Linked DNA regions of Homo sapiens: regions 1, 2 and 3 are each linked to region 4. The links are chromatin contacts, found by Hi-C or POLR2A ChIA-PET in ENCODE. All regions are on one chromosome and are shown on one strand. Each heading gives the region's core, a stretch centred on a gene start or an enhancer-like site at or near the end of the contact. The rest is flanking DNA. Distances are from core to core; before and after follow the strand shown. Region 1 holds the start of TCF12-DT (TCF12 divergent transcript). Region 2 overlaps TCF12 (transcription factor 12). Region 3 holds the start of LINC00926 (long intergenic non-protein coding RNA 926). Region 4 holds the start of TEX9 (testis expressed 9).

What was found. Hi-C counts contacts between places; a loop is a spot of excess contacts on that map. ChIA-PET counts read pairs that join two places held with the same protein, here RNA polymerase II (POLR2A). Pooled maps may share reads with other maps.
Region 1: a loop to region 4 is called in a pooled map, with 8 times the contacts of the local background. The contact joins the promoter of TCF12-DT here to the promoter of TEX9 in region 4. A Hi-C loop is called at or near these places in 1 of 168 maps with a recorded cell type or tissue (OCI-LY7), 1 of 37 single-sample maps with no recorded cell type and 7 of 50 pooled maps. POLR2A ChIA-PET finds 5 or more read pairs at or near these places in 2 of 52 experiments (OCI-LY7 and activated naive CD4-positive, alpha-beta T cell).
Region 2: a loop to region 4 is called in a map of B cell, with 3 times the contacts of the local background. The contact joins the enhancer-like site here to the promoter of TEX9 in region 4. A Hi-C loop is called at or near these places in 1 of 168 maps with a recorded cell type or tissue (B cell), 4 of 37 single-sample maps with no recorded cell type and 4 of 50 pooled maps.
Region 3: a map of B cell shows a loop between it and region 4 (9-fold over the local background). The contact joins the promoter of LINC00926 here to the promoter of TEX9 in region 4. A Hi-C loop is called at or near these places in 1 of 168 maps with a recorded cell type or tissue (B cell), 3 of 37 single-sample maps with no recorded cell type and 2 of 50 pooled maps.

What each region holds. Positions count from the first base shown.
Region 1 is chr15:56,917,205-56,919,904 of GRCh38, forward strand. TCF12-DT (TCF12 divergent transcript) reads right to left here and starts at 1,295. Exons shown (of 4, transcript NR_015419.2): 1 at 336-1,295; 2 at 1-8. TCF12 (transcription factor 12) reads left to right here and starts at 1,440. Exons shown (of 21, transcript NM_207037.2): 1 at 1,440-1,702; 2 at 2,688-2,700. RefSeq lists silencers at 600-739, 1,260-1,389, 1,560-1,609, 1,700-1,989, 2,040-2,479.
Region 2 is chr15:57,280,900-57,283,599 of GRCh38, forward strand. TCF12 (transcription factor 12) reads left to right here. Exons shown (of 21, transcript NM_207037.2): 20 at 1,546-1,699. The coding sequence ends at 1,688. Among named protein-coding and RNA genes, the nearest start is that of SNORD13D, 3.6 kb to the left of the region's middle. Within about 2 kb of position 1,417, at least 2 of the 41 ENCODE cell types and tissues checked have a DNase peak (open chromatin) inside an H3K27ac peak, as active enhancers do; they include B cell, where a contact is called at or near this core.
Region 3 is chr15:57,299,072-57,301,771 of GRCh38, forward strand. It overlaps LINC00926 (long intergenic non-protein coding RNA 926), which reads left to right and starts at 1,294. Exons shown (of 3, transcript NR_024433.1): 1 at 1,294-1,853.
Region 4 is chr15:56,364,090-56,366,789 of GRCh38, forward strand. It overlaps TEX9 (testis expressed 9), which reads left to right and starts at 1,337. Exons shown (of 12, transcript NM_001395496.1): 1 at 1,337-1,388; 2 at 1,490-1,581. The coding sequence starts at 1,362. RefSeq lists enhancers at 801-980, 991-1,040, 1,581-1,630.

The DNA.
Region 1 (2,700 bases), core at 45-2,544, 550 kb after region 4:
TCAATCAACTGAAAACAAAAAATGTAGTTAGGCTTACCAGGCCTGAAAATACATGAAAATATAGAGCCTAAAATATAGCCTGAAAATGTACTGAAAATATAGAGATTTCTTTGGATGATTATTTCCTAAATACACCTTAACAACTATTCACATAGCATTTGCATTGTATTAGGTTTTATAAGTAATCTAGATATGATTTAAAGTATATGGGGAAACACACCATTTTTATGTAAGAGACTTGAACATCTTAGAAAATCCAGAGTCTGGGAACCAATCCCACGGATATAGAGACAACTGTACTAACTACAGTAATGGCATATGGTAGCTGAATCTACCTCTCTTTCCATCCCAGTCCGGAATCCAAAGGCTCCTTCTTGCCATGTTGTCCTCGGGCGTTGGCTGCTTCCTCCCATTTGTTACTTTGGAAGTGTCTTCTTTCCTCAGTGTTTCTTCTGCGTGGGCCTTACCGGTCTTTACTGCACTCACTTACCTAAGAGGCAAAACAATGGCTGCCATTCAAGAAAATCTCACTTCAGCCCAGAATCGAAGAACTGGGGCTTATTTTGTCTTCTTTCTACTCTGGGGCTTCTCTGAGGCCAAGTTCAGAACTTGTGCACAAGACAGTGGCTGTGTGACAGAGCCACCCAGGGCTGTCTCCGTTAGATGAAGAGACTGGCTTGATCCATTCCCAAGAACTAGTCCCACGTGCAGTTCGGTTGCTCCGAATGGGATTTGGGTGCGAGGGGCTGACTGGAGATGTGGGGTCTGGGTGAGTGGGGTATTTGAGAACCTGAAGCTCACAAGGCTTTGTCTGGTTTGAGGTACGTTTTGCCCTTTCTCCCGCATTCGGCTCTGCATCGAATCTGACCGGCCGCGCCTACTCTCGGAACGGCCGAGGAGGATGGGTCTCCCGTCTCCACACGCGCGGTGTCTGCGCCGACTGCAGCCCTCCTGGACGGGAGCCTCTGGGCCCAGCTTAGGGTGGCGTCCAGCGTGACCTACTCGGGAATGGCAGCCTTCAGTGTCCTGCGGCCTCGGGTTCCGGGAAGCTCGGGGACCTGGGCAGCGGATCCAGATGCTTCCACAGCTGTGTCTCCGTCGCTCCGCTTCGGGGGCCGAGAACCAGCAAGACCAACGCGAGGAGGCGCCACGGTACCTGCCACCCCGCTCCCAGGAGGCCCGGACGAGGCTTCGTCGGCGAGCGGTCGGGGCCTGCTTCTCGAGGTGCCTGCGAGCGCCTCATGCCCCTCCCCACCGGCCCCAACTCCGTCCCGCCTCACCCGACCGCGGGCTTTGTCCACCCGCCGCGGTGCGGCTCCTCCCAGTCCCCGACAGCTCCTCCCCGCCCCCTCTGCCGGCCCCACTTCCTAGGCGGCGGAGCGGGTCGGGGAGGGAAGGGTTAACCCGCGGCTCTTCCCGGCGCGGAGGGATCCGGAGGCGAGCCGAGCGCGGTGGTGAGGCCGCCTCAGCGAAAAAAATGTCCGCCTGAAGAGACCCACAAGTTCTATTCGGGGGGACCGACAGCCCGCCCCGGGAGGAAGGGGCGGCCAGGCCCGAAAGCCGCCTCCCCCTCCCAGACCCGAGAGCTCGTGCGGGGCAAAGTGAACCGAGCCGCTGGGCGGTGCAAGGGGAAGCCCAAGCCCGTTCTCCCGGCCAAAGTGAACTTTAATCGGGGTGGTTGGATGCGGAGACGGGGCGGCAGGTAATTGCGGGCTAGCGAGCGGGAGTGGGGCGGCGCGGCGGGGCTGGGGGCTGCGGGGCGCCGCCGCGTCCCTGCCGGAGTGGGGGCGCCCCCGTCCCCCGCCTCAACTCCGCGCCCCTTTGTACAGCGCGAAACCCGGGGTCCCCTCCAAGTTGGGGAGCGGAGTGGGGGCGGAGGCTCGAGTCGCGGGCGCTCAGGCCCGCTGGCGGCGCGCTCGGCCTGTGCGCCCCGTTCGGTGCCCGACTCGGGCCGGCGCCCAGGCTCCGGGGCGCGCGGGAGATCGGGCGGCTTCGGCCGCGGAGCCAGGCTCATTGTTCGGCAGGTCCGGGGCAGGGCAGCAAAAGTGGGAGGAGGCCGAGCCTGGGGAGGAGGACGCCGGCCGAGAGCGAGACTAGTTGTCGGGGTTTCTGTTTTCTGTTTAAAAACGCCCCTTGGATGAGCTGGGGGTGCTTTCCGACCTCCTGGGCCCGCCGGGGACGTCCGGGCGGCGGCGGCCGCAGACGCGGGCCTGCGAGCGGCGCGTTCCCTGCAACTTGTCAGTTCTATTGTTGCCGAGCGAGTGAGTCACTTCGCATCTCCGCTCGCCGCCGCTCCGCTCGCTGGACGCCGAATTGCCCCTCACCCCGCTCCTCGAGACCCCAGCCGCGGCCGGGCCCGGCGCGCGGAGCACCCGGCGGCGGCGCGGAGCAGGGGGCGCCGAGGAGGTGGCAGAGACTGGCTCGGAAACTTGGGGGAGAGGCGGCGAGTTGCGGGAGCCGCCGCGTCGATCTCGGGCCGCGGCGAGGAACGCGTGGATTCCGGGACCCGGCGCGGGCACTGAGCCCTCCCGCCCCTTGCTCGCGCCGCGGTGGGAGCGAGTCGGGGTCCTGGAAGTCATCCCGGCGCCCCCAGCGCTCTTGCGTAATCTTCCCCAGTACCTCTCTCTGTTCCCTCACACACTTTGGGCCTCGGTGGTCTCTCGCTGAGCCCGTTTCCTCTGCCCTAGGACCTGCTAGAAG
Region 2 (2,700 bases), core at 167-2,666, 920 kb after region 4:
AATATGTGGAACAACTGTTAACCTATACTATATGTTATAATCAAATGAAAAGCTATATCAGAAGCTATGGATATCTTGGGCTTAAAACTCATTTTTTAAAAAATCCAACAGGAATAGTAAGTAGTGTGTAAGTAGATTTTGATCCAGTGGGTTTTTGATCTGATGGATATTCTTTCCCTTTATTTCTCACAGTAGCACCCTATTCTTTTTTTTTTTTTTTTTGAGACAGGGTCTTGCTCTGTCATCCAGGCTAGAGTGCAGTGGCACGATCACTGCAGCCTTGACAACTCTTGGGCTCAAGCGATCCTTGTACCTCTCAGCTTATTCTTTAACCTCTTTTGAAAATGCCCGTGTCACAGATCCCACGCAGTCTTGTTTGCTATCTTTTATAAGAAGCAGCAGAGGTTTTTACCACCCTTTTAATAACACCTCCAGCAATAGAAAGACCAACTCATTCATCTTGTTTCACATACATATCAAAGTAGAAAAGTAAGATGTGCTCCACCTATCTATCCTTCTCCCTCGAATTGGCACATTTCCTATAGAAGAGGGGTCCCCAACCCCTGGGCCACGGACCAGTACCAGTGGCCTGTTACGAACGAACGGGCTGGCTGCACCGCAGGAGGTGAGCAGAGAGCAATCCAGCAAAGCTTCATCTGTATTTACCGACACTCCCCATCATTTGCATCTCCACATCCTGTCAGATCAGCGGCAGCATTAGATTCTCATAGGAGCATGAACCCTATTGTGAACTACATATGCAAGGGATCTGGGATCTAGGTTGCTTGCTCCTTATGAGAATCTAATGCCTGATGTGTCATTCTGTCCCATCACCCCCAGATGGGACCATCTAGTTTCATGAAAACAGGCTCAGGGCTCCCACTGACTTAATGGTGAGTTGTATAATTATTTCATTTTATAGTACAATGTAATAATAATAGAAATACAGTGCACAATAAATGTAATGTGCTGAAATCATCCTGAAACCATCCCTGCCCCCTTCCCCCCAGCCCCCCGCACCCAGTTCATGGAAAAATTGTCTTCCACGAAACCAGTCCCTGGTGCCAAAAAGGTTGGGGACCACTGCTTTAGAGGAATAGCTGAGGATATCTCTTACTTTATCCTTTTCTGAACTGGTAACATTTTAGATAAAGCACAGGTGTCTCTCTCTAAGTACAAGATGTCAGCATTCATGTCAATTCAGTGTACCGTGTCTTAGTAGGACATTGAAGAGACTTGGTAGCCTAATAACAACAGCATTTGCCAAAATGTTTGAGTGAAGAGTAGCATTTTGATTTAAATCAAATCAAACCCTAGAAAACTAAATCATAAGCAAAAAATGAAGAAAACACAAGATGGTCACTTAGAAGTATAAATCTGGAGGCTCAGTTCAATGCTGAGGTTTTATGTGAGCACATTGTTTCTTCTATGTGATGGTACTTAGTATGGGAATGAAGTTACACAAAACAACAGCAATTTGTTCAGCTTGAGACCTAATTCATAACTTAAAACCATAGTGATAAAAATTCTTTCCCCCTGTTTTAGAGAGGAACCTTAACCCCAAAGCAGCCTGCCTTAAGAGAAGGGAAGAAGAAAAAGTTTCTGCCGTATCGGCAGAGCCGCCAACCACACTGCCAGGAACCCATCCTGGGCTTAGTGAAACTACCAACCCTATGGGTCATATGTAAACATCAGCCAGGTAAGTACGGGTTTGAAAAGAAACAGCAAGGAAATAACCTTAAGATTCATCTTAAACTGGGTTAGAATCTTTGAACAGAATTCTCTAGTGAGCAGTGGCCATTGTAAAGGTCACATGTAATTTGAAATATAACAGTTTGTCTTTCTGTTACATTATCAGACTTAGAGAGCCAGTGTCATTTTATAGCAAATTGCCATTTTCTTCAAAGTGTGGCAGTATCTTGTGACTTTGGTTCTTCTGTTCGGAGTCATCATGTGTACTCTCTTACATGAGTATCTTCCTGATCCAAGAAGAAATAGTACAATGACTCAACCGTCAGAAAACGCTCTTGTTACCACTCATGTTCTTCATTTCTTTATTCAGAAATGCTGACTATATCATCAACCAGTTTTCTGCCAATTATCTAGCTTTTTGTCATGAAGCCTTTATACATGAAAAAGTTATCACTTGTATTTGGATCAATAATGCAAGTTTATGATATGATGCTTCTTCCCCACTTGCAAGCACATCAGTTAACACCCTCTAGAATCTATTAATGAATGGGAAGTTATTATATATGTTAGAGCCAGAATGCCCTTCTCTCTGGTGGAATTTTACTTGTTCAAAGACTGTTCTTTATATCTTCCTTTTCATGGACTAAACATAATTCAGTTCCTTGTGATTTTTTTTTTTTTTCCTCAAGACAGAGTCTCGCTCTGTTGCCCAGGCTGGAGTGCAGTGGCACGATCTCAGCTAACTGCAGTCTCTGCTTCCCAGGTTCCAGCAATTCTCCTGCCTCAGCCTCCCGAGTAGACTAGCTGGGATTACAGGTGTGCACCACCATGCCCGGCTAATTTTTGTATTTTTAGTAGAGATGGGATTTCACGATGTTGGCCAGGCTGGTCTCGAACTCCTAACCTCAGGTGATCCACCCGCCTCAGCCTCCCAAAGTGCTAGGATTACAGGCATGAGCCACCTCGCCCAGCTGGTAACTTCATTTTTATAATCTGCTTTCAGCAGTA
Region 3 (2,700 bases), core at 44-2,543, 930 kb after region 4:
AGGCATTAGAAGGGCGAACACTAGCAGCTGTTGAGTAGGAAGAAATGTGAGCCGACTTCTCTACCTAAGGAAGCGGTGGCAAGGCCGTGGAGGTTCGGGATGGGGACGGGTTCCAGGATTAGAGTGCTTTTTTTTTTCTTTCTTTCTTTTGAAGGAGGAGAGGCTATGGGAGCCTCAGGTACCGAGCATCTGGTGTCTGGAGAGATGCAGCTACTCAAGGCAGTTTCTGATCTGGAACCAGGAAGTCTCTGTTTCCCCACCAGCCAGCAAACGTTCTGGACTTGGTGCTGGGCCTGCCACCACCAAAGGTGGAGATGCCCCACATACCTGCGTCAGGCATGACAGGTCACCCCTGAGTCCTTGGGTCTCCCCAAGGCTTCTCCAGGGCTTCCCAACAGGGCTGAGATTCAAGAAAACGCTCAAGGTCCACCCCACTGCTCCGACCCTCTCACCAGAAGAAAAGGGCTGTGTCCCAAGGGCAGCCTGCTTGGGAAAAGAATATGTGGGGTGACTTGTCCAGATCTGCCCAGGGAGGCTGGGAATGGAGAGAGAAAGGAATCTGCCCACCAGTTGGGGGAAAAGTGGATTTCGCAACAACCTTGATGATATTAAATGCTTGGGGGGCCTGGGAAGACCAAATGTTTAATATTTGGAGAAGAGGCTGTCTAAACAGAGTAATTAGGAGGCTCCTTTGTAGTGATATGAAAGAGATGAATTGGGTATATTTGACATCAAAGACAGGAGATCCAGTGGGGAATGAGACCCACGGCCGGGCGTGGGCAGCGCTGGAGGACAGGCTCTCCCAGTGTGCTGCGGGGGAGGGCAGCCCCTGCAGTGTGCGTGTTGAGTGCTGGGAAACCCCCAAGTAACACTTCCCCCCTCATTTAACACACTTCCTAAAACCTCTCCTCCCCAAAAGCCACTTTGCAAAAGCAGCGATTACCACCAACCACGAGAAACACAGGAGCCTGCCTTCCACTGTTTACCACTGGGCAGGAAGTCGTTTATGGACCAGTCTCTTGCCCAGGCTAAACTCAGAAGTGGACACTGAGGGCCGGTTGTGGGTGCCACCAGGCAAGCTAGGGCATCGGAGTTCAGCAGAGCTGGGTGGGAATTCTGCTTCTCCCTCCACTACCTGGGTAACCCTGGGCAAGTCACTTAGCCTCTCCGAGCATAAACTGGTTTGCTTGTAATATGCAAATAATAAGGGGTGGGGGAAATTTTTTTTTTTTTTTTTGAGACAGAGTCTCGCTCTGTCACCCAGGCTGGAGTGCAGTGGCGTGATCTCGGCTCATTGCAACCTCCGCCTCCTGGGTTCAAGCAATTCTCCTGCCTCAGCCTCCTGAGTAGCTGGGATTACAGGCGCCCGCCACCACTCCCAGCTAATTTTTGTATTTTTAGTAGGGACGAGGTTTCACCATGTTGGTCAGGCTGGTCTCAAACTCCTGACCTCGTGATCTGCCCTCCTTGGCCTTCCAAAGTGCTGGGATTACAGGCGTGATGGAGATGATACTCCCTAAATCACAAGGGTGTGGTGTGAAGATGAAATGGCTGCACGTGACAGAGGAGTTGGAGAACAGGAAGCAAGTGGATTACTTGGATGAACTGTGATGGGCCCAAGAAGAACTAAGCCAATCACTCCAGGGGGCGTTTTCCCAGGATCCAGGCAGAGAGCTGATTCCAGCATCCACGTTGTATCCCCCTCCCGCTGTGGCCGGGGTCTCCAAGAGCCGGGCACCCACTGCAGAGCTTCCAAGCCCAGGCCCATTTGAACACAGGAGGACTTTTGAGGTTCATTTAACCCCAAAATCAGTGATTCTACATCTCAAGCTCATATTTTGAAGTGTTTACGGGTAAGTCATATGATACTGGTCATTTATTTTTTAAATATTCTAGCCAAAAGTACATGGTAGACAAAGTGAGAATGTCAGAATGTTGATAATTAGTGAAACTAGACGAAGATACATGAAAGTTTAATTTTGATTCTCACCTACTTTCATGTGCATTAGGAAACTTTCATAATAAGTTAAAGTAACAAAATAGGCCAGACTCGGCTGCTCATGCCTGCAATCCCAGCACTTTGGGCGGCTAAGGCAGGCGGATTACTTGAGGTCACGAGTTTGAAACCAGCCTGGCCAACGTGGTGAAACCCCATCTCCCCTAGAAAATAAAACAAAAAAAAAAATTGTAGCTGGGCATGGTGGCAGGCCCCTGTAATCCCACCTACTCAGGAGGGTGAGGGAGGAGAATCGCTTGAGCCTCAGAGGCAGAGGTTGCAGTGAGCCAAGATTGCGCCATTGCACTCCAGCCTGGGTGAGAGAGCGAGACTCCATCTCTGAATAAATAAAGTAACAAAATACATTTCAGTCTCGAGCTCCAGTTCCCTGCCAGGAAGAGCTGAAGCTGAGCTCTGGCACCCCCTGCTTCTTCTCCCTCATCCCTAAAACATGTGGGGTACTGGGTGCCAAAGGAGATCTGAAGATGGCCACCACTCAGACCAGCAGTAGAGGCCAAGAAGGTGGTGAGAAATTTTAAGGTATTGTAGCATATGCTCTCCAGGGTGAGGACACAGGATGCTGGGACCTAAGGAGGGAGAAGTTAACCCAGAGAGGGCCCAAGTCAGGGAGGACCTGACTGTGGTGACAGAGCCAGTCATGCTAATAATAGGAGCAGTGGTTTTGCAATCACAAATATTGGTCT
Region 4 (2,700 bases), core at 87-2,586:
GTATCTTTTGAAACTAAAGGTTTTTAGTTTTGATAATGTCTAGTTTATCTATTTTTTTTTCCTTTTTTTTGTTTTTTTCTTGAGATGGAATTTCGCTCTTGTTGACCAGGTTGGAGCGCAATGGTGCAATCTCAGCTCACCGCAACCTCTGCCTCCCAGGTTCAAGCGATTCTCCTGCTTCAGCCTCCCCAGTAGCTGGGATTACAGGCATGAGCCACCACACCCGGCTAATTTTTTTTTTTTAGGAGTGGCGGGGTTTCTCCATATTGGTCAGGCTGGTCTTGAACTCCCAACCTCAGGTGATCCACCCGCCTTGGCCTCCCAAAGTGCTTGGATTACAGGCATGAGCCTCTGTGCCCAGCCTCTTTTTTCTTTTCTTTTTTTTTTTTTTTGCTACTGCTTTTGGTGTCATATCTAAGAATCCATCAAGGATTCTCAGAATTGTAATTCAAGGTCATAAAGATTTACACCAACAGTTTCTTTGAAGAGCTTTAGAGTTTTAGCTCCTAAGTTTAGGTCTTTGATACATTTTAATTTTTGTATATGGTGTGAAGTTAAGGGTCTAATTGCATTTGGATATCCAGTTGTCTCCCCATCTGTTGAAGACAATTATTTTCCCATTGAATGGTCTTGCACCCTTTCTAAAGATCAGATGACCATACATCATATCACGGTTTATTTTTGGATGTCAATTTTATTCCAAAACAATTGAAATTGTTAACCGCTTACGTGTTTCAGGCATGATCCTAAGCACGAATTCATTTGCTTCTCATAATAACTGTGAAGTGGGCACTATTCTCACTTCCATTTGACAAATGAAGTGGCCGATATACAGAGTGATTTGCCCAAGGCCATATAACTGGTAAGTGGCAGTGCCAGGATAATAATTTAGGTTGACTAACTTGAGAGCCTGAGTCTTAGCCATGCATGCTGTAAACAAAAATTAGAAATCAAAACTTCTGAATTCCACTGAAGAGCTCACTTTAAGCAAACGGGGTGAAGGTCGGATTAGCCACTAACGGTTTGAAAAGCACAACAGGGAGGGATTGCCTCACCAGCTTGCTTTCTATAGAGTAGCGGCAAAGGACCTGCCTGTTTTGGCTGAAACTCTTTCAACCCCCACAAGTTGAGAATTTGCACTAACTAAGTCGAATTTGCAGTTAGGAAGCCTTCCTGGGTTCCTGGGACAGCGCCGAGTGCTGCGAGCAAAGGCCGAGCCCGCTGCCAGAGGCTCGCGCCGCTCGCAGCACAGAACCTGAGAGTGGGAAGGCGTAGGCGCCCGGGCGGGAGGCAACCGGGATGTGGAAACTCTCGCGGGAAGATGCGTCGTTGCCTCGGTAACCGCGTCGCAGTCGCCGAAGATGGCGGGGCGAAGTCTGTGTCTCACGGTCAGTTCAACTCCAGGCTCCTGGGGAGCGTCTGGGTTCCGGCGACTAGGACGCCTAACTTCCTTTAACTTCGGGTCTGAAAGTCTGTGGCTCTTTTACAGAGAAGCAGCGTTCCAGGGACTCCGTTCCCGCCACCCGTTCAGCAACCCTCTACACCTGGACCCGACCTCCTCGCCTTGGAGGAAGAATATAAGTAAGAAATTCGGCGGTTGAACTTTTCCTTCTTTCTTTCATCTGAATGAGGCTGCTTACAAGTACTTTTTTCTGGAGACTGGCTGGATCTTCGGGACCACTCACTCTGCAGCATTCCCTTCTCGTCATCTCGTTCACCTGCCGTTTATCCTTTCTTTGTCTTTGATCTGAGTAGTTCGCCTGCGTATTAGAAGATATTTGAAGTGGGCGAAAATTTAGCCCAAGTAAGCATGTTGTTTAATTTAAAACGTAGCCCAAGTAAACAGCAAGATACTGTTGGAAGTTATTTGGGTAGCAGGAATTGCCACGAATAGTTAGTTCACTTGATAGTTTAGGTTATTTCGCTTAATATCAAGTTCATAGAGTTTACCTTGTGTAAATTTCCTTTAGGTTGGTTTCTAAATTGAAAGGATGCTTCCCACTGCAATCAGAATTACCATTCTCGTTCAAATATTCCTTTTCTTATCTGTTCTCAGTGTAATTACAACTATCCTGACAACGGTGCTTTCATTCTTGGCCCATTCTACTCCTCATCCCCAAGTTTTCACACAGCAGCCAGTGTAATCTTTTAATTTGATCTACCATGCCTTTGCTTAAAATTCTACAGTAGTTTCCTGTTGCATTTCAAAAGCTCTGATCGATGTGGCTCCTCCTGCCTCCTCTATTTGATCTTATTCCCTCTTCCCCTTTTCCCCCTAAAACTCTCCAGCTTCACTGGCCTTTTAGTTCCAAAAACTCTTCCAGGTTTTCTTTCTATCTCAGGAAAGAGACAGTCACACACGCCTTCAACCTGTAATGTGAGTGGCCTTCCTTGACCATGCTAAGTAGGCTCCCTTGTTGGTCTTTTTCATTGTCTCAGTGATTTTTCTTTCTAATTAGCATAATTTGTTACAATAAATTCATTTGTGAATTTCCTTTTTGTCTGTCTCCACTGGACTGTAAGTTCCAAGGGCAGAGGCGATGTCTGTTTTATTTGCCATCATACATACCCTTATAAAAAAGTGCCTTTTAACAACTCCCTTCCGTTTTAATATAAAATAACTAGATTAAAATTTGGAAATAGTTGGCAGTTTGTATCAGAGGGTTAAACTAGAGTTATCGTATGATCTACATATGATCT